Linked DNA regions of Homo sapiens: region 2 is linked to region 1. A link is a loop called in an ENCODE intact Hi-C map of the cell type or tissue named here. Cell type or tissue: chondrocyte. All regions are shown on one strand. Each heading gives the region's core, and the rest is flanking DNA. Links, peaks and the distances in the headings are about the cores only.

The links. Peaks named below come from ENCODE experiments on the same cell type or tissue, not always from the same donor. Only the 100,000 strongest peaks of a DNase experiment are listed, where the experiment ranks them.
Region 2: it touches region 1 in a loop (2.9-fold over the local background); 3 of 110 quality-filtered maps call a loop at or near these places.

The regions. Positions count from the first base shown.
Region 1 is chr6:99,741,441-99,753,273 of GRCh38, forward strand. No RefSeq gene overlaps it. Among named protein-coding and RNA genes, the nearest start is that of PRDM13, 140 kb to the left of the region's middle. In chondrocyte, for the core only: CTCF peaks have their summits at 5,037 (motif pointing left) and 5,248; no DNase peak of the experiment used is centred there.
Region 2 is chr6:99,276,704-99,288,536 of GRCh38, forward strand. It overlaps FAXC (failed axon connections homolog, metaxin like GST domain containing), which reads right to left. Exons shown (of 6, transcript NM_032511.4): 6 at 1-4,750. The coding sequence ends at 4,461. Among named protein-coding and RNA genes, the nearest start is that of FAXC, 67 kb to the right of the region's middle. In chondrocyte, for the core only: CTCF peaks have their summits at 5,963 (motif pointing right) and 6,166; no DNase peak of the experiment used is centred there.

The sequences.
Region 1 (11,833 bases), core at 1,914-9,913:
GAGTAAAGATACTCAATTCTGGCTGCATTTTTAAAATAAAGACTGAAGAAGTTTCATTCATCTGATTGAAAAATTCTTTTTCATTTCAAGTGGAAAAATAAATTAAACTTTAAGGAAATAAGGCTTATTTTTTCTTTATACACAACTTAAAAATTATTTCATTTGAAAGTTAACACATAGCTTTTCCTCTACTTCTTCTTTCTTTTTATGAAAAATTCAGTACTAAACCTTTTATGTGGAGCACAGCAAGGAAGGCATTATAGGTGTGGGGCAGGGGCAGCCTGGCATGGGAATTAGAGCCCGGGAAGGGTGGGAAGAGCATCCCCTCAAAGGAAGAGCCTGGCACGTGATGTCAGAGCCAGATCCAAGCCCTCAGCTTACCAAATAATTTCAAGAATTTAACTGAGATGGTGCAGCCTTGTACTATGTGTGGGACAATATTCCATCTCTGTTTTGTGAAGTTCTATGTATTTTTTGTCCTGAATGCGTGTAACCAATGAATGTTTTCAGTAGAGGACGCCATCCGTGTCATGCCATACCTATGTACTGAGAAAGTTGGCTGCAGTTGAGTTCTTGCCTGCAAATACTGTGTGCAATGGTAGAGCCATGGCACTACCTCATGGATGGCCTAGAACAGGTGTATTGTGTTCCTGGGTAGGAAAAAGCAAGCCACGGCTGTGAGTCTGGTGAAATAGGCACTGAGCAGAACATATTAGCCAAATCTGTGGATGTGAAGTATCTACTATTTGCTTACTGCGTGGTGTCAGTAATTCCAACACTATTGAGTATAAAGACCTTAATGGGTGATGCCTTGGCAATAAGGTTGTGATAATTCACCATGAGATGCCTTTTGTTCTTTCCCCAGTTGTAAGAATAGGCCAAATTGGGTTGTTGTATTATTGAGAAATGGAGAAGCAGTGGGGATAGTCACATCTTCTCTAAATAGGTCTTGAATAATGGGTTTCAATCTTTGAAGGCCCTGTTTTAATTTATACTGGGCCCTAGTAACTTTTAACCAGAGATAGTGGGGAGGTTCATGGGCCCCCTTTTTATCAAGCATTTCATAAGTGCCAAAAGACTTAATTAAATTTTAATTTATTACTCATTGGGTCAGAGTTTCCATGCCCATCATGGGATATTTTATAGCAATGGGGGCTATGACTATGTGGAATTTAGGTTAAGGTGAGGCATACCTGTTTGTCTTCTAGTTTATGTTCAGTGACTCCCCTAAGATTATAGAAGATAATCTTGTTTAAATTCATGGGATCCCCAGGTAAAACTGTAATTTGAGCTCCAGTGTTGATTAAGACCATGAAGTTTTGCCACTTGGTGCATCTCAGCAGATATTAAAGTTAATTCAGAACCTATATTATGAGGCGCAAAAGCCAGTCAGTCTCCTTTTATTTTCTTGTTGTATAAATTCTTTTAATACATTTTGTATTCCCAATTGGGACCAAATTAATTGTAGTGGTTCTAATTGTGGACCTTTGTTTCAGGTTTTTGTTTCTCCCACTTGTGTCTCCCTCCGTCCCTTTCTCTCTCTCTCTCTCTTTTATTACTGGATATATTTTGGTGGGAGAGGTGGATCCCCTCTCCCTGCTTATATTTACTGTATAAGTTTCTTCTTTCAGAGTATCAAATTAGTTTTCTCAGGATTAGGGGCTGCCCATGGATGTGGTTGCATTTTTGGATTAAGGCCCCTGGATTAAGTTGGGTTTGAATGAACTCTATGACTGTGCCATGGGTACCACGGGTGATTTTCCTGTAACCATGAGGATCAGGATCATTTTAACAATAAAGGCATAGGCAGTAGTAGCATAAAGACATTTTGTAGGGTCCTGGTGAGCCAGCCATTTTTGAAAGTGTGACCTCAGCATGCCTCATGATGACTGCTCTTTCTCCACACAGTGAAGATGCAGTGGACCCATATATTGCACAGGTAATTGGTCTTTTCCTGGAAGCCTCTATAGAGTAGGAGACAACAGTGGGTTGAGACACACAACCAAAGGTCATAGGGTAATAGTTGTTTTCCAGAGTCTAATGTCAGTCATGGCTTATGCTGGAATCAAGTCAGAGTATTTAAACTGAGATGTACATATAAGTGAAGCCAAGACGTATGACCCAGGGCCACTCTAATGAGGGCCCTAGTCCCATGCTCTGTCCCCAAATGCCAATTATAGAAATTTCTGACTTAGATTGGTTGAATCTAGAACAGACTCTGTAGGACTCAGCAAATGCAAGATGAAGCAGCACAGCCAGTTAGCAAGCTAAAGCAAGAGAAGAAAGACACCCTTATGGTAGTGGTCATTACTCAGACACACTGCTCACAGCACCAATTAATGTTACCCTCCAGAGGTGGGATGGACACCTGCCTTCCCTCTGCCTCTTTGGATGTCAAGAATGATGACATCACACATGCATCAAGAGAGCACGTAAAGATTTATTGCTCATATAATGAAGCTTTTTGGAAGATTAGGGCAGGCTCTTAGGCAGGTCCAAAAATGGCTTGAGAGTGCAGGGAAAGGAGACTGGTTTGTGGTTTATTGTGGTTAAAGGTTAGGGCTGAGGTGAAGGTTCCCACATGTGGGTTGGGGCTTGCGTTGTTTGAACATCCCACCAGTACCAAAAGAGGGAGTTTATCAGCTTACCCAAAAGTAGACTGGAAGGGGAAGAGAGTGTCCTGGAGCTTGAAAACTCTCTGTAGACAAACATCAAAAATTATAGATACAACCACAATTGGAAAGATAGATTTACAAGGAAACATTATATATGACCCTAAGACAATGATTTTGAAAAACTAGAGAAAATGAATTATTTCCTAGGAAAACACTAGTATTGATTCCCCACAAAATATAAAATCATGATGGACCAATCACTGTAGAAGAGATCAGAAAAGTAAAGATCTATCATTACAAAGGCACCAAGCCCAGATAGTTTTACTACTAAGGACTAGCCAACTTGTAAAGATCAGTTAACTCCTAGATGAAACTAATCTAGAATTATAAGATGACAAAAATTACATAAATGCAAAGTCATTGAAGAAAAGGTTACTACCAACCTAATCCAGCAGGATAGTAAAAGAAAAATCACTTCATAGAGTTTATTTCAGGAATCAAAGAATGGTTCAAGATTAGAAATCTAGCAATAGAAATATCCATACTAATGAATTAAAGGAGAGAAACCATCTAATTATTTCAAGTTACTTCAAATATGATAAAATTTAGTAGTTACTCCTTATAAAAACTCTAGGAGTGGATGAAAATAACTGAAACACAGTAGAGATGAATTACCCACAGTCAATAAAAACTACATTAATTGGTGAAATACTTGTGGGCACTTCTATTAGTAATTAAACACTAAATTACTTAGTAATTAGTGCTTGTTTAGAATTCACATTTCTGGTCCCTGGTCCCACCCTTGAGGTTCTTAATCAGAAGGTCTCCAACAGAACAGAGCTCAGTTTTCAAGTAACACTATTACATAGCATTGACTTAAAGATTCTTTATTCTTTAAATCTGCCACTCACAGTATTCTTTCAAGATTAGACACGAATTGGTAATTATTACAGATGACAGCCACTAATGCCAGATTCTTAAGTGGGAAAATGTGAGATGTTAGGTCTCTCTCTCTCTCTTTTTTTTTTTTTTTTTGAGGCAGGTCTTGCTTTGTCATCCAGGCTGGCATGCCGTGGCGTGATCACAGGGTTCACTGCAGCCTCGACCTCCCAGGTTGAAACAAATCCTCCCACCTCAGCCTCCTGAGTAGCACATGCCACCATGCCCAGCTAATTTTATTTTTTGAAGAGATAGGATCTTCCTATATTGCCCAGGCTGGTCTCGAGCTCCTGGGCTCAAGCGATCCTTCTGTCTTGGCCTCCCAAAGTGCTGAGATTACAGGCATGAGCCACTGTGCCTGGCCTGAGATGTTAGGTCTTTATGGGAGAAGCCAAGATGGAGGCGAGATTCGATAGGTCATGAACAAAGACAGAGCAGGTGGATGCTGCGTAGGGTGCAGGAGAATTATGGTCCAGGAGGCAAGTGGGAAGGGATGGCTTTGTGTGGACAAAAAGTAGAGAAATGCAAGAAATACATAGGACAATTTTTAGAAGTCCAATTCAAGAGTCAGAATGGTGGATAGATGACAAAAGGTGGTTGGTACAGCTCTTTTTGCTTCAGGAGTGAATGGTTTGACAAACTTCTTTAAAAATCGTTAAGTTTATCATAGTCGATGCAAATAGTAAATTCATTGCAGTCCAGGGGCTTCTGCTTGGCAATAAATTCCTCTAAAGTTATTTTTGAAGGGATGAGTCTTTGAGCTGTTGCCAAGGCTAGAAACAGTTTCCACTCTTGCTTTGATATCTTTAATGTGCTGACATTCGAATACAATATTTCAGATATGTGGAGAATGCAGGAAGGGATGGGCTGGGTATTGTGGTCACAGGAGTGACTGGATTGGAGCTGATGATACAAATGTGCCACTTCTTTGGGGATTCATGCTTTAGAGCAGTGTTTCTCATGATCCTGCTGTATTAGAACAACCTTAGATATTTCTTGAAAATTGAGCTCTGTTCTGTTGCAGACATTCTCATTAAGAATCTCAAGGGTGGGAGCAGGGACTGGAAATGTGAATTCTAAACAAGTTTCTCAGGTGTGTGTCCTAAGCACCCTCAAGCTTGAGATACTAGGAGAGATAAACAGCAGAGCAAATGTGCTCAGAGTGTTTTTTGTTTAAAATCTTGCTCCTTCACATTGTCTTTTTATTATGCTTTTATGTGATGTGTCTTTTATTCATAAAACACTTTTTATTTTATTATTATTTTTTAATACAGAGTGTCACCATGTTGCCCAGGCTGGTATCTGGCTCCTGAGCTCAAGCTCAGCCTCCCAAGGTGCTAGAATTATAGGCGTGAGCCACCGTGCCCAGCCACAATCTATTTTTGATGATAACAAGGAGTCCAGTTGTGTAATGTTCTTAGTCTGGTATCAAATTTGAAGACATGACTTGTAAACATTTGGCTACTCGACCCACACTGCCATCTAGTGAAATTTGTGTAAATTACAGCCAGCTGTAGCACAAGTACTTTAGCGTTGGGGAGTTTAGGGCTAGGCAATTCATGTATGATGCAAATGAATACACTTTCTGAATAGATGTCCTTTCACAGTGATTAGTCTCACTGTCAGGGGACCACGGCTATTACATTACAACGTTGCTTTGTAAGTATTTAGAATTTATTTGTTGGCTTTTTTCCCCCTTACATATTTTGTATCTGTCTGTTTGTCCATCCTAGTGGAGTTAGTTATAATTTGTTCAGAACATTATGAATAAGAACCCTAAGTACTTTCTAAAAATTTTACCTTTAATAAGTATGAGTTTTCATTGAAGTCAAAGACATTTTGTGAATAATTCTTTAAATACTTTTTGTTAATTTAAAGGGAAAAAAGGAAAAAAAACCCTCATATTAGGACATTTTTGAGAGAATACATACTAGATTTTAAAAAAATTGAAGCATATGAATTAATATTAGCATTTACATATTGTATAAGAAACATATACGTTTTAATAAAATTTACTATACTCTTACAATATTAGTATCAATCTGAAAATCTTCTAATATATGTTAGTAGTAAGTTGAATAAGATATTGAAATATTACAGATCCATAAGCTTAATATTATCTTGTGGTTCATGAGTAAAAACAATTATAGTTATTATTTAAGCTTTGTGAAAATATTCATGTGTATGGTTACATAGTCATATTTACGTATACATAATTATCTTATTACTGTCAAAGTATATGTAATGAAATCACAAATGTACTTCATTACTCTTACATAATTGCAGGTTCAGATATATAGTAACAAAAGTATTTAAGTTTTATAGATAATAAAGTATAATACAATCTTTTTCATAAGACATTTAGACCTAATAGAGATTGCTTTAATGATAGCTTATATTAAGATCTTCAGGTGTGGTGGCTCAAACCTGTAGTCCCAAAACTTTGGGAGGCCGAGGCCAGGGGATCACTTGAGCCAAGACCAGCCTGGGAAAAATAGTGAAACCTCATCTCTACAAAAGATACAGAAATTAGCCGGGTGTGGTGGTGCATGCCTTTAGTTCCAGCTACTAAGGAGGCTGAGGTGGGAGGATCGCTTGAGCCTGGGAGGCCAAGGTTGCAGGGAGTGGTGATGGTACCATTGCACTCCATTCAACCTTGGGCGACAGAATGAGACTTTGTCTCAGAAAAAAAAAATCTGGCTGTGATTAGGTTAACATCAAAAAAGTTCTGGACAAGAAAAAAGGGGTAAAGAGTCTTAACAGGGGTAATGGGATGAATGGTTCTCACTTCTTTATTTCCTTAAAATAGCTGAAATCCCAGGAATTGTATTGTTTTTTCTGATTTTAAAAGGATCACACACTGATGACTTTGTTTTGCTCCCTAGGTTTCCTGACACCTTGAAGATCACTTGGCACATTGTATGTGCTAAATAAATATTAGCTGATGAACCCGGGAGGCGGAGGTTGCAGTGAGCTGAGATCGCGCCACTGCACTCCAGCCAGGGCGACAGAGTGAGACTCCATCTCAAAAATAAATAAATAAATAAATGGATAAATAGTAAAAATATTTAGCTGAATGCATAAACGAATCATAAATGTTCAATATAGAGTGACTCCCTACTTTAATACTGTAGAGATAATCACTGTTAACAATTTGCTGTATATTTCTCTAAATTTTTAAATGCATACGTTAACCTGTATATTATCTTAGAAAAAAAGACTACATTCTATATACTTTTGCAACATTGTCTTTCGCTTAGCAATATCTATGCCAGTAGTAATATCTATATTTACCTCACTTATTGGACATATAGTATTTAATTATATGAAGATGAATAAGTCATCACATATCTAGTCAGCCTTCCTCTGGGATATTTGGTTTACTTCTGGTGTTTTTTATCTCCAAATATAAGCTATGGTGTAACAAACATCTGAGTAAATGTATTTCCATGTACAAAAATCTGTGTGTACAGTTGACCCTTGAACAATGTGGGAGTTAGGAATGCTGATCATCGTCCCCAACCCCGGGTCCCTATGCAGTAGAAAATTCATGTATACCTTTTGACTTCCCAAAAACTTAACTAATGGCCTACTGTTGACTGGAAGCTTTGCTGATAACAGAAACTGTCATTAACACATATTTTGCATGTTGTAGGTATCATCTACTGTACTCTCACAATAAACTAGTGAAAAGAAAATATTAAGAAAATCATAGAGATGAGAAAATATGTTTACTATTCATTAAGTGGAAGTGGATCAGCATAAAGGTCTTCATCCTTATTTTCTTCATGTTGAGTAGGCTGAGGAGGAAGAGAAGGAGGAGAAAGAACTGTTGGTCTTGCTGTCTTGTGGTGGCAGAGGTAGAAGAAAATTCCAGTATAGGTTGACTTGTGCAGTTCAAACCTGAGTTGTTCAAGGGTCAACCGTGTATATGTGTGTTTGTGTGTGTGTGTGTGTATAGATATATGAATATATATGCTATTGTTCAACTAGAGGACATATTCATGAAAGTGGAATTGCTGAGTCAAAGGGAATGTCCATTAAAATTGCTAAATATTGCTAAACTTCCCTCCGAAAGTATGTTAACAGTACAGGAATCCCTTTCCTCCAACACTTTTGTCAAAAGCAAATATAAATTTATCTTAATTGACATAGAAATGAATGGAATGATTATGATTATGATTATGATGAATGACATTTCTAATCTGAATATTCTGTGTTAAGAAAAAAATATCTGATGAGAAGGTGCTTAGCCTACTTTATAGGGATTTATGAAAATAATTTTTCCATGGTGGACTAGCTTTTAAATTTATACTGTGATTAAAGTTCCTTATTATCAAAGTTTTTGGTTGTTCAAGTTTAAACTAATGTAAGTTTGAAAACTCCAAATTATAAAATAATTTGTGGGGCTCACGTTGTTTCAAAGATTACAGTAATTTATTTTGCACATCACTTTTGAAAACCTAAACCTCTCAGTATAAACATAATAACTTTGTAAATAATGTTTAGTTGATCCTTAAGTAGACTATGTAATTTCATGGAGAAAAGTTTTGCATTTTATGAAAATAGAGTAATCATTAAGTAGAAAGGCATCAGTCTCACTTTGCAACCTTATTAAATATCAGTTACGACAGGAACACTTATACTTATTTCTGCTGCTAATTTTTCTAAACATTGGACAAATATATTAAATTGTAAGAAAAAAGGACAGATAAAGTAAGACTTTTTTGGTGTGCTTATTTTCTTGGCCTTGCAGTTTGGTGAGAAGGCGACTGGAATATTTGCATGTTGTATTGCATAATGAGACCAACACAAAATGATTGCAGCTCATGTAAAAGACAGGGTGGCATGTTTTCAGTTTTAATGGGGACACTCAGAAAAGTTCCAATTCTTCCTGACATTTCTTATAGCCAAATAAACGTGGTCTAGGTTGGAGTGTCTATTATGAAAATAAGAGGAGAGCAAGTCAATTATATTTCAATGACTGAATAGCCAGGGGTCCTCATTAAAATGATCAGAAAGATTGCAGTGTTGCTCTCCTCTGTGTAGCCACTGATTAAGTTGTATAAGAATGACATGGCCTTTTGGGGAGCAAGCCAGAGGATGTCTTAGTATCTGGAGCCAGAAATTGTTGACCCTTTTGAGAGAGAAATGTGTGCTACCTTAAAACAGAAAAATATTTTTTCTCTTATTGGATGATGAACTTTGGAATTAGGTATATGAAATTAGTTACGGCTATTGTATAGAAGCTTTAATTTGTGCTATGCTGTAAGAAAAATGCCCTTGAATAAGATAATGATGAAGATACATCTCTTTACATTTATCTCAGTCAGTTAGATCTATTTCACTAGAGTAACGTCTACAATGCAAGTGAATGAGTGTGTTTAAGAAATAGTTTACAAATTCACTACTATTCTTTTCCTTTTAAAATTTCTACTTATCTGTTTGTGTGTATGTGTGTTGGGGGAGGAGATAAAAGTCTTCTGAGGAAAATTATCATTGTTCTTCCTTTTGGACTCACATGCAAAGAGACAATACAGTTTAATATTGTTTTATATAGCAATACAGCTTAAGAAGATCAAACCCATTGCTTAAGAGAACAGCTTGACTTTCATATTTTTTTAACAGGTGAAAATAAAAGCGCCAGATTCTGCAAGGTCTCTGTAGTCAAGATTCCTATGCAACCAAACTCCTCAGTAGGCATCTCGTACATGTTAAGATCGGAAGGCCCGAGAGCCTTCAGTAAGTGGAACTTTTAATACTATATATATATATTTTTTAATGAGAAAAGGCTTACAAAATTTACAACTAGGCTCAAGCTCATTTTATAAAGCAACTGAGTTTTTAGTTTTCTCATAGCAATGAAATGAACTATGATTTTGTTTTCTGACATTGTCTATCTTTTTTCAACCCATCAGTTGTATAAATTGTATTTTAATTGATTACCTATGATTTGCCTAACATTTTAAGAGGAAGATGTCAACATTATAACCATAAACAGCACTAAGACCAAAATATATCAACCTCAGTTGATGTGTTTCAAATAAGTAAAACAAAATTCCATTTAATAGTCACATTAGTTAAAATAATTATTCCAAGATTTCTTTTTGTGCATGTGGTTATACAAACTCTTCTTTTCTCTCTTTCTTTTTTCTAGCTTGACTCTTTAACCCAGTAAAAATACTAAAACCCATTTATTAATCTAGTTGTGGAACAAAAAGGAGAACTGTAGCCAAATTTTATTCTCAATCAGGCTTCATAACATCATTTATAATTAAAATTACCTAATATAAATGTTCTATATTTAATATTATGTTATGAATATCATCATTCCTTATGATGGAGTTGGGGTGGGCAGTTACACATTTCAAGTGATTTAAATGTTTTTAGATTGATTTTCCTGATACTAGTCAATGAAAGTGCAAGTCAGGAATCTTTAATGTTGTAGTGTTATAATTTCACCTTTACTAAATAACCACACTGCAGAGTTGACTGCACTATCAAGCAGGTTTCAAAATAACAGTTTGAGAAAAACAGGGTTATCATGATGCCTTTTTTTTTTCCCCCGGTGGCTATTCTGACATGCAATTCACTGTGAAAGAAAGAATATAATGGGTTGCCGCCTGGATTAAAGGAACCCAATTATGTGCCTCTCAAATACACCACAGAGTTTAGCAGTGCCCAGATTTTATAATAGTATCATTCTGCCCTGTAGTTTTCATCTAATTTATGAAAAATAAATTAGATGAAAATTTGCAAAATGTGTATCCTTTCTGTATTCAAAGGGAATAAAATGTCTATATAAAGCATTAAAGTAGGTTTTCATTTTTATATCTACGTTAAACAGGATCTCGCATGGTATGCAACATCATGTGAGTAAAGGTAAGAGACATGATTTAGTGTTAGACCAGTGCCAGTGTTCACTAGGAAATGTGAGAACTGCCTGGAGAACATATGGGAGAGAGAGATTAGGGAAGTATGTAGCTCCATCACAAAACAACAGCATTTCAGGGGGATAAAATAATACGATGCAGTAACTGTGAATGCATGCATGTTTAGACATTGTAAATATTGTTATGTTGCATTGGTGATGGTTTGTAATCATTGCTGTCTTGTTTACTGCTCCTTTGAGTCATTTTTCCCTTTCAAGCCTACTGTTAGGGATTCTAGTACTCAAAAGTGTGCTGTGGACATCAAAAGGTTGAGAGGCATTGCTCCATGCTATAATTCATTTTCAAGAATAAAAACCAGTTTGAGGGAGAAGGGTTCTTTCATAATGATATAATCAAATAAGTTTTGGAAACAAATAAGTTAAATAGATTTCTGAATTGTGGGATTTCTTAAAGTTTTAAATTTTCTAATGAGCATTTTTATTCTGGGTAAGACATTTAGATTTTCTGAAACATATTTAGCCTTGGATTCCTTTTCTTTTTCTTTTTTCTTTTTTAAGGAACAAGTAGTTTTTGGTATGCAGTTTGGGAGGCTGAAGTGGGCGGGTCAGGAGTTCGAGGCCAGCTTGACCAACATGGTGAAACCCCATCTCTACTAAAAATACAAAAACTAGCTGGGCGTGGTGGTGTGCACCTATAAGCCCAGCTACTCAGGAGGCTGAGGCAGGAGAATCACTTGAACCCAGGAGGTGGAGGCTGCAGTGAGCTGAGATCACACCACTGCATTCCAGCCTGGGCGACAGAGCGAGACTCTGTCTAAAAAAAAAAAAAAAAAGTATCATTAAGTTTATTATCTCAAGTATTTTCAAGTATTTTTAACTGTGTTATTCAGTAGCGTGAAGTATATTTACATAGTTGGAAAGCAGATCTCCAGGACTTTTTCATGTTGCAGAACTGAAGCTCTATACCCATTAAAAATCACTCCTCATTCCCTTCTTCCCAGCTTCTGGTGCCTGGGAAGATTTTTAAACAATACATATCCCAGAGCTTCTCACCTCCAGAGATTCTGATTTAAGTTTTCTGAGGATAAATGTTTTTAAAGATCTTCAGGTAATTCTACTGTACAGCTGGATTTGAGAATGGTTGAATATCACGCTTTTTGTGTGTTTATTTGATTTAATCAAACACACTTATTAAGAGCTGGGGGCTGGGGCTAGAGCAATATATGAGCTACAATCCTTGCTGTCTGGGAACACAGTCCACAGAGGGGACAGACTAGAAGGCAATCAGTATACCTGGTGAGAACTGCCATGGTGGAGCAGTGAATTGGGACCCCAGGTAGCAATGAGGAGGGAGTGACTATCCAGAACAATTTCTCACTGAGCTAAT
Region 2 (11,833 bases), core at 2,163-10,162, 460 kb before region 1:
ACTGGGGTCCATTAACCCCCTGAGGAAACCATGGATAATTTCAGGAGGTCTCTAAATTTCCTGAATTTATATGTAACATTTTATGTATTTGCATATATGTGTTTTTCTGGGAATAGGGTATAGAACTTTCGTTGGATTATCAGTGGAGTTCCTGACAAACAAAAAGTGAAAATTCACTATTTAATGGTATGTGACTCACTCTCTGAGCATCTTTCCCATGCAACCTTCAGGGAAGGAAGTGATGAGTGCTTCATTTTCAAAGGAAGAGATTATAATCAGCTGGGAAGCCTTCATGTGAAGCTGACGAAGTCAGACCTTGAGAGATGGGCATGACTTGGGCCAGTGGAGCAGAGAATAGAACATTTCAGGAGAAGGACTGGCATGAGCAGAGGCACAGAGGTGGGCCACATGAGGCTTTTTTAGGCAATGGCAAATGGATCAACCTGGCTGCACTGGATGGCTCCCATGGAGGAGCTATGGAGACAAGGTGAACAAAGGTGAAAACACCAGACCCTAAGGAGTAGCCCCTCACCCTGAGGCAATGCCACACCCCATCAGGGCCAAAGAGCTTTTTAGAAAGATTAATCCATTTGTAGTGGATGGAATGGAACAGGGAAATGGCCAAGTACGTAAAAGAGGCTAGAGAAGTCTAGGCAAAAGAGGATGCCCTGAAATCAGAGTTCTATGCTGTTCTATTTGCCACTCTACAACCAGTGTAGATCCCAGGGCCAGGCACAGGGTAGGTGCTCTGTAAATATTCAGCAAGTGAGGGAATGGACATGGGTTCTTTAAAAGATACATAAGGAAGTATGAGGAGTCTTGGTGATTTGGGAATCCATCTTGCTATTCTTCAGAGTCTAGCAATACCCTGCACTGATGAGAGGTCTCTTGTATTGGTCTTGACCAGGCTGACAGGACATGGACAAAAGCGAAGTAGGATTCCAACCAGGGAATGGCTGGAGATGTGCTGGTTGTCTGAACACAGGGTGACTTCTCAGGTAACATGCATTTTATAAGACAACAAAGCCACAGTGGTATAATGGAAAGAACCATCAAGGGCAAGGTGGTATAATAGAAAGAAACCATCAAGGGCAACGTGGTGTAATGGAAAGAACCATATTGACCTCAGTTTTTGGTCCTGCCCTTCAAATAAGTATGTATGTGACACTGAGCCAATAAGGTGCTTTCTACAGCTAATTTTTAGCACAGCTATACATTTCTATGACTCTACATTATCTCTCAAACAAATCTAAGCAAGACCCACAAGGCCAAAATCCTTAGTATGTCTGTTCCTTGAACCTTAGCTATTTCACAAAAATATACCCTAACACCACAGTATACATGGGCAGGGCTCACTTGAGGAGTAGACTGCAGTCTGATTCAAGTCCAAGTTGTTCCAGGTCCGTGATTAGTCTCCTGGGTAGCCCACAGCCTTGGTAGTGTCACTTTCTACAATTCATTATGTAACAACAACAAATTGGTAAATGCTGACAATATAGTTCATCATTGCATAAATATAGATTGTCCTTATATCTGTTCTGATGGAGAGTAAAGCTCAATGATTCTGCTCATTAATCTTGTTGAGTGGGGGTACAGATGGGCAAAGAGAGGTGGATGCAAGAGCTTGATTTACTTTTACAATGACAGGAAAAAAAGAACGAATAGCCTATGGGTCTGTTGTCCAACCAAAAGCATCTGTTAACATTAAAGATCACATACTTCAAGTTACCTTCCAGCAAAAAGGAAACACAGAACTTGAACAAGAAGCCAGATGACCAAAATGTCCCTTAACTTCTTATAGTTTTTTCCTATAATTAGCACCTGTTCATGAAATTGGAGAACATTTCAAATCTGGGTAGCTTAAGAATGAAGCACATAAAATTAAATCCTTCCGGATAAAGACTCACACTATGGTGACTTTGTCTTGGTTATTTTGTTTGCATAACCCGCCTTGGGAAAGTAAAGCAGGGGCATATTCTAGGGCTCTAAATCAAATTAACACCTACAAAATGTTGATGCCCAGTTATATGCTGTCAGGCAATTGCCCAAGACTCCAGATAGCAATGTCCATTCATGCCCCTGTAAGAGGTACCTGGATGGAATGACTTATTTTACAACTTCATTTTCAAAGTTGGTTCTCCACATACTTGTATTCCAAGTAATATAAAATTAAAAACATATATTAATCTACATTCTCATAACTTAATCATCCTTTGAGAGAAAATACATCACACTTGGTACTGTACAGTAAGATAGATTGTTCATAGAAAAAAATTCAAATACATTTCTTTTCTACTAAAATGTGGTGGGAAAAGGACAACCCATGCTTTGTGGAGACAGGTCTGCAGTCCACCTGTTCATTATATTCATATTTTCAGTCCAGGAGTCTCCCTAGTCACACAGAAATGCCACCAGTTGGCCTTAAAACACACTTGCTAGAGAGAGGGGAGGCAAACAGTCCTCCCAAATGATGCTGCAGCCTCAAACAGGCTTATCCATTCATATCTTCTCCACCACATTCTTATTAGGCATCAAACAGTCCCTTTAAATAAGAATGGTTTTAATAAGATATTAACAACTAAGTTTCCCATGGAATAAGAATTTCTAACTTAGGGTATCTCAGCACGTATTCCCAGTTACATATGCCCTACACAATTGCTTAAGTGGTAAGCAGTCTGAAAAACTCTCCTCCCTTTACCTCTTTGTGAATCTACAGCAGTCTTTTAAGATTGTTTTGCAAATGCTATATTCAAAAAGAGGTTTTTTTTTTTTCAAGTAAAGTGCATGGATTTCTCAGAAGTTGCTGTATTTTAAGAAGTGCCTCTTTAACCCCATAATGAGCAATCCTTATGTTGGTCAGAAGCAAAGCAGTTTTGTTTGCAATTGTAAATCTTGGCTCTCCTAGCCCAAATCTCACAGCCATCACCCAGGATCTCTGCCCCATATTTCCCTGGAAAATGTCCTAAGTCAAAACAACAACAACAACAACAACTTCATCTTTAGAAATAGGGTGCCTTCACAAATATGGGTAAGCCAACAGTTCATCGAATACTATAGGGAAAGAGAGAGAGAACGGGGATGAGACAGCAAAAACATTAAGACTTGTTCTCAGCATTGCTCTCCTCTCACTGGGCAGTGGCTGAAAACACCAGAAAAGTTGCATTAATAAAACTGCATATAGTCTAACACTGCACAGAGTGCTTTGATACAAGTATCCTCTTGCTACTTCATCTTTTCAATACATCTTTGCAAGGTTTGTTTTCAAAAAGACATTACAAGTTGGCAGGCTTCTGCTTATAAAAATCAATGAAATACTTTCCCTTCAACTCTATGAAACCTGCCATATACCTGAGATTTATTCTTCTCAAATAAATCAAACATAGGCAACGTAACACTCTGGAGTCAACACAGAACATGCCAGGGTGAGTTCAGGCAATGAAAGAACCACTTTTCTGCAAATACATGGTAGAATTGAAGACTGTTTGTAGCTGTCGATAATTTGTAAAAACATTTCCAATGTTCTTTGAACAAAAGATTTTGATTCAGCCAAGATTACAGAAAGGAATCATGACAAAGTCCTAAGTGTACCTTTGTGTGTATTTCATCTGCTCAGCTTTTGCAGGTGACTGTGGTGGTGGTTGCCTGGATATGGAATTCCTTTGCCCTCAAATCTTCACATGCATGAAGTGCAATAAAGAATAAAATGCTGTGTTTATGTCGCACCACTTCTAAGAGGTTTAAAGCGCCGTACGAATGTTACCACATGAATCCCCACAACACCCCTGTGAGGTAGGTAGGTGGAGAGTATTGTCATCCCCACTTTACAGGTGGGAGAAATGAGGCACCCAATAGTTAATAAGAGATTTGCTCAAAATCACACAGCTAGTCACTGGCAGGGCTTAGAATAAAATGTATACTGATTAGCACCTAGCACAGTGCTTTGCACATAGTAGGTGTTCGTTTAATATCTGTGGATTTTATTTGACTTATGTCTCAACATACAATATACACACATAAAGTACAAGCAGCCACCGTAAAACATTTTTCTGATGATATCTCTCATTACTTCAAATCCTGGTGGAGGAAGGAGGTTCAAGAATCCATCTCACAATTAAGACCTCAGGGTTGAAGAGGATCATCATAAAAACTATCAGCTGACAACCAGCTCTTACACCTGCTCTACCACACAATATTATTAATAGTTTTCTAATGAAAACAAAAATGGATTTCAGGAACCATGCTGACATTATTTTTTGCCTGTTTGTTTTCAATGGAGTCATCTGAATGGTTCTGTGTTTTGTTTGTACAAAAAAGAAATAAGGCTGCTATAGTCCAGTTAGCATGTGAAAACTCTGCCAAGCACGAAGATCTCCTCCCAGCTCGGATGGATTGCTACCTGGGAAAATGGACCGACCCAGGGAGTGGCAGGTCCCAAGGAAGAGGGTCAGTGAGGCTGGACGTCACTTGCACTGTTCGTGGTCTGTATAGTCATCCATGTCCACATCCGAATCAAAGAGTGAGTGTCCAGTAAAATCTGTGTCTGGGGTTCTGGAAAAACTGTTTTCTGCTCCCTCATCTTCAAAGGTCTCTGTCCTTGAGTAAAAGCTAAAATCCAGCAGCGGGGTGTGGGTTTTGCTGCCTTCGCTGCTCTCCTCAGACTCATAGATGGTATTGTCATCATCGTGGTGCCACTCTGGCCAAAATTTCCTCCTTATCCTCTCACAGTACATGGCAAGGTTGATCAGCTCACCTGCAGTGTGGTAAGGAAAGCAAGGATTAGTTCTCAAAGGCAGCAGTCTACCACTTCTATGGTCTGTGTTGCCCCAAAACTCCAATGTTGAAATCCTGACTCCCAATGTGATGGTCTAAGGAGGTGGGGCCTTTAAGAGGTGGTTCGTTCATGAGGCCCAAGCCCTCATTCGTGGTACTAGTACCTCATAACAGAGGCCTGAGAGAGCTGCCTTCCCCCTTTTACCATGTGAGGACACAGCAAGACAGCACTGTGTCCAGGAAGCAGGAAGTGGTCCCTCCCCCAGGCAGGCCCTCGCCAGATCCTGAATGGGCCAGAGTCGTGATCCTGCATTTCCCACCATGATCCTGCATTTCCCAGACTTTTCCAGACTCCACAACTGTGAGAAATACATTCCTCTTGTTTACCAGCAAACAAGTTTATGGCATTTTGCAACAGCGGCCCAAACTATGACATCCAGCCACTAGGCTTTCTGGGAAACTGGAATAACGGGGAAGGTAAACATTAACAGTATTTTTCCATAGAGATACTGTGAAAATATTTAGGTTTTTATGCACATAATAAAAACGGTGAGTGAGAAAAGTTACATTCAGTGAGTGTGCTGAATGAAATGAAGAAGTGAGTCCGATGATGATGAGAAGTGGCAAGGTAGTTTATCCAAAATGGCAGATAAACTACCATCATTTGGCTTTAGGAAGCATTTTATTATTTTATGTTTACATATCAAGAGAGCTAATGCTGTGATTGGTTCATATATAAATTAATTTATATTCCATAAAAATACGTCAAACTGTTGGTTGCATTAAGTCAGCCAGAAGTAATCATTTACTCCACAAATTTTCGCAGTGTTGCTGTGGGCTGAGTACCATGCCAAGCAGCTGAAAAAAGTTATGTTAGGACATAAACCTTTCCCCCCAAAAAATCCATAAAATGGATAACTCAGAATTGTCTTTATGGATAAGTGTGCCTGCAAACACACTTAGTATAAGATATTTTTAAATTTTTACATGAAATTGAACAGCGGTACTCAGGATCCGGGTCCCACTCGGTCACTAGATTACTTCTTTTTTATGTGAATCAAAAGAACTCTTGTGTTAAGTCACTATTACTGTCTAGGCATTTGTCTGAAACATGCCACTCTACCTGGCCTTCATTTCCTAATTCCAAATGAAAAAGAAAGAGGGTGAGTTTCTCCCTGTGATCCAGCAGATGGCAACATTGCTTATAAATATATGATTTGCTACTATCTCTTATAGGACATTATTACTCTAAGAATGTCTTTGGATTTGAGTTATATAAACATTCACTTATTGTGTAAACAATCCATGTTTTAGTGCAGAAAATTAGAAAAAACAGATAAGCAAAAAATAAAAGCATTACCAATAATCGCATTCCCCATAACATTTTCATTTATGTTCTTCCAGAAAGGTACATATTTACATATACATTTACATATATTTACATGTGCTATATAGGATTTACTATATATTCTTTTTCCTATCCTATGTTTTTCCACTTAACAACGTATAATAAAAATCTTTGAATGTCACACTCTGATCACAGTGATAAGTGCACACTATGTTATATGGCTGTACCATAGCTTCAGTTTGTCTTTATGAATCCCCTATCACAGGTCGTTTAGGTTGTTTCCATATTAATGGTTCTGTTGATTATAGTCTGTCACTACTCTATCTTATTTTTCTGTTAAGGAAAATAACATATTCTCATTTTGGAAAATTAGAATTAGTCTGTATAGACAAACTGTACAAATACATAAAGAAGAAAACAAAAAGTACCCATGATTTCATCGATCCAAGATAATCACAATTAACATTTTGGTGTAACTTCTTTCAGTATTTTTTCTATTTACCTATTGCCATTATTATTACATATTATCTCCTGTAACATTATTGTAAACATTTTCTCATGTTAAAATTTTTCAAAACTTGATTGCTGTTTTACTTACATCCCCTGCAAAACATAACAAAGCAAATCCCCCTGCTTCATGGATCCCATGGACATGTACTGGCTCCAGGTCACCATTTCCAGTCTTCTCAAATTATAACAGCTCAACCCCCACTATGTAAAAATCTATTCTCTTCTAGAAGATATCTGTGCACATGCTCAGGAGCCAGAAACTGAGAAGTCAACACCATTGCTCCTTTTGAGGAGATGCAGCATGGAAAACCTTCACTTACTTTCTCCCTTATGGGGACAGTCATGAAACGCCTCACCAGGTATTGCTGCCAATCCCAGGGGACCAAGAATTGAATAAAGATGTGAGGGCAGCAGCAAGAGAAAAAAAAAATATCTAATTGGGGAGGTAAAGAGACATCAAAGATGAAATACAGTCACTTCACAGTAGGACCTGGGGACAGCCCTGTTTGACTCAATCAAATCCATTCCTTACTAGCTTTTCCTACAGAAAATCAGAATCTATTCACAAGATCCACAGGATCTATGAATATCACTTCATTGATGGCCTTTCTTTCTACAGGCTTGTTTCTTCACCTTTCTCCAGAAGAGGTGTCTGCTCTGTGATCATGTGACATTAATACCACTTCAGTATGCAATAATAAAAAGTAATAATCATAATAGCAGACAGTTACATAGTCCTGACTGTGTGCCAGGCATGTAAAGTGCTTCACTCACCTGTTGAATTCATATTAACCTCGTTAGTCCTCATGCCCTTCACCTCCACTCAACTCTCTACTGATGAGCTGACAGCATGGCCTGGGAATTAATAGTATTGCACTACCTGTCATGGAATATTTTTCTGTAATTATTCTTGAGGTCTCAAGACTTATGAGGAGACAGGTGCCACCCCTTAATGGCAATGAGCTATCATAAAAGAAGTGATCATTCCAACATGTAGTTGAGAAAGGGTTTGCTTTGATGAGCAAGAGCTGGGAGCCCACACACTCCTCAATTCCTGCCCATGATAAAGAGTGAAACAGAGAGTGGACATCTATAGTTGGGTTTTATCTTTTTCTGGCTTTGCCTATCCCTTTCTGTGGCTAGATTCACCATCAGCTGAGCCACTTAACATGCTACTGGACAAAAGAACAGAAAAAGTTGGCAGCAGAAACAGGTTGTGTGGAGTGTCTGTGTGTGTGTGTGTGTGTGTGTGTGTGTGTGTGTGTGTGATAAGCCTGTGTTAATATAAATGCCTATACAGGCCGGGCACACTGGCTCATGCCTGTAATCTCAGCACTCTGGAAGGCTGAAGTGGGCGGATCACCTGAGGCCAGGAGTTCGATACCAGCCTGGCCAACATGGCGAAACCCCATCTCTACTAAAAAATGCAAAAAGTAGCCGGTTGTGGTAGCAGGCGCCTGTGGTCCCAGCTACTTGGGAGGCTGACGCAGGAGAATCACTTGAACCAGGGAGGCAGAGGCTGCAGTGAGCCGAGATCCTGCCACTGCACTCCAGCCTGGGAGATAAGAGTGAGCCTCTATCTCAAAAAAAAAAAAAGCCTATACAGAAGACATAAGTTTGCAAAATAATAGAAAAACTGCATTTCTTCAAAGTGTACTCAACAATCGGATAACAGTTTCATCTACTTGACTGGTAAAAAAAAAAAAGTCTGATAACATCCAATGCTGATGAGGATGTGGAGGGTCAGGCATTGTACTACATGGCTGGCAGAGGCATACATTGCTATAACCTGTTTTGGAAAGTAATCTGATGTTATCTATCAAAAATTTAAATGTGCATATCTCTTGGCCCAGGATTTCACTTTTAGTACTCTATTCAACTATAATAAAAGCAGTGGTATGTAAAGATATATGTACATGGATATCAAATGAAGCTTTTTTAAGCAAAAAAAGAGAAGTAAATGATGAAAACAGCCTGAATCTCCATCAATAGGTATTGATGAAATAAATTAAGGTGCATCTATGCTATAGAATATTGTGAAGCTGTTAAAATGATATGATATTCTGTTAAGTGAAAAAAACAAGTTATAGATAATGTGTATAGTATAATTCCATTTAGTTTAAAAACAGTGAAAACAAACAAACTGAAACACCTAGATATGCTATGCAAATCTGTACATGAAAAAGGCACAAAAGGATTTACATTAAATCCTTAATATTGATTATTCTGTGGAAATAATATTGGACATGGATGAGGAGAAGGCCATAAACTTTTTAAACTATACCTTTGTAATTCAACTTACTGTAACCATCATGTATTACTTTTCAAATTTAAAAATCCAATAAAATCAATTGGTAAGAAACAAAGTGATATTCTCAGACAACTTGAGAGGATATTTATCAGAAAGCCGAATGCCCCCCTACCCAGAAGATAATCCCAGATAGAATAAAGAACCTTTCTGTTAAAGTTTCTCAAATGGAAATGCCCTCCCTGCTCTTCAAATAAAGTGATGTATTTTATATTCCTGTATTCCTCTAATTTCTCTAATAATCAAAACATTCTGTACAACTTGATGCTGAAAACATTGTCAACCAAACCCAGAATCCAGAAGTAAGGTTCTCCCAGCTGCCAATCATACAAGGCAGGAATGTGGGTGAGAGAGAAGCATGCCAATGTCTCGCAGCAGCACCTGCCAGCCCTTGGTCACGAACCAGCAATAACTTGGAAAACATAGGCCAACATCCAAACACACTCATTTGCTCTACAGGTATTTACTCAGCACCTCCCTGTTCCAGATCCATGCTAGGCGCTGACTACACCCTTGGTTGCTCCTTTTAGCATCTGTCATGCAGGCATGGAGGACACTGAGCATATATCCTCTTCAGAAAAGTTCCTAAAATACTTGAATACTGTAATGAAAACACCCCCTTTGCCTTGTCTCCTCGAAGCTAAAAAATATTAATTCACAGATCTCCAAATACAAAAACAGGCCAAGGTAATTCGTTCCAGCCCTTTCCTGAAACCCAAATCTCCTCACGACAACCTCTTCCTGAACACTTCCCTCCAGATGGAGAATAGTAAGAGTGCAGGAGTGAGGAGATATTTACATGCTGGTCAAGGAGATGCAGCATTTTTTCCACTTTTTAATCTATCAAGTATTAAGTAAAAAGGACATTCAATAAAATAAATAATTGCTGGTGAAAGTTGCTGAATGAGGTTTTTCCTAGAGCACAGAAGGTTGAGCTCCTCCTAATTCAGAAAATAGCATTAAGGTCTGTGGTTTTGATAGGACTCTGGAGGACATGCAGACACGCTGCAGAGCTCTTGACCCATCATGGCTTCAATTTCACTTTTCTCAGCTTTCTTAAGCTCTCCACATCTGTTTTAAGGAGTGCCCCAATCCACATGCAATTCTCTGATAAGATCCCTGATGAAAATATCAAATCTAACTCCACATTAGGAATGTTGCTAATAATAAAACTGAGATTTTTTTCAGTATAAAATGGCAAAAATTTCAAAATAAATTATATTCAACCCTAATCAAGGAGCAAAAATTGGAAGTACTTTCAGACTTTGCTCATGAGAATATAAATTGTATAATCTTTCTAGAAAGCAATTTAGCCATGTAGACCAAGAGCTTATGCCCTTTGAGACAGTAATTACCGAGCAAGAAATGTAGCCTAAGGAAATAATCAGAGATGAGCAAGAGTATATATTTATAACAATATTCACTATAGAATATTAGTAAAAGTTATTTAAAACAACCCACAAGTCCAGAAATAGATTAATCACATAAATTACCATATAGCCATAGGATAGGATATTATGCAACTATTAAAAATACCATTTTGAAGAATATTTCATGACAAGGGAAATGGCCAAAATACAGTTAATTTTAAAACTTTAGGTTATAATTGTATCAACATTATGATCCCAGCTTAAAAAATATATATATACATACTTACATTTGATAAAAGATTACATACATACCACAATATCAGCAATTGTTCTCTGTGAAAAATGGTGTCACAAGTTATTTTTTATTCTTTTAAAACTTTTCTATCTTTTCTAAATTTTCTTCAGGAAGCAAATTATTATTCATATTTATATGTCTATCTAGATAGACATATGCATACATATGTATATTCAAAGCCTGTCCTCCTGCTCATCTAACTGAAGGAAAACTTCATACTATTCTACATGGTTCCAGAAGTAGCTTGTGTGGCTTTATAAATAATATGTTGGACCAAAAAACTAATATTCATCCAAACACACTCACAATGAGGCAAGGCCAGTGGTGCTTCTGCCGTTCCAAAGCTAAAGCAGAAAACTGCCTGAATCCGAGCCACTTACATGCCTGGGTTTCACCCAGTTCTAAAATCTCCAGGCTACTTGTTTCTACTTAACCCTTCTCATGTTACTTCTTGAGAAAGTCTCTACCACAGAGACAGCAAAGGCAGGGAAAGAGGTTGAGAGCAAATTACAGCAGTAGTAGTTTGGCTGCATGTTATCAGCTCCCCTCCAAAGATTTAGAAGGGGTATGGAACTAATGCCTAAAATGGGATTTAGAGATCCCTGTGGACTTTAATAATTCATGCTACACCAGCACCCAGGGAAAGCTGGAAGCTACTTTAAGAATCAAAGTACATACAACAATGTGCCAAAAGCCCCGTGCAGATGATGGTGTCAGATTCCCCAGATGTGCATGAGGCCCAAAATCAATCCTCCAAAAGGCTGATCATTTCTTTTAAAAGAACACTAAATGCCTCAAGTCCTTTCAGGAAGTAATAGAGAAAAGGGCCAAATCACAACAAAAAATGCATCATTTCTGAAAGAAAAAATTCTGTAGAGTCTGTGAGTTCTACTGATAATGGGGTCCCTAAATACTTCAGACTAAGTAACAGATGACCACAACAGTGTGTGTGTGCACATTTGTATGTGTATGTACACACATATGTGTGTATGTAGGGATGTGTTTGGGTAGAAGTGTAGGTATATCTGTACAAGTGAGTGTGTGGGGGGTTGTATAGAGCATGTGAGTAGATGTGAGTGTGTATATACATGTGGGTGTGTAAGGGTGGTATGGTAGGAGAACGGAGGGAATAAAGTAGGAAATAATAGGAACAGAGAATGGATATAAAACACAGCCCTAAATGAACTAAAAGGAATCAACATCTTTTAGACGACTATGGAAAATGTGATTAA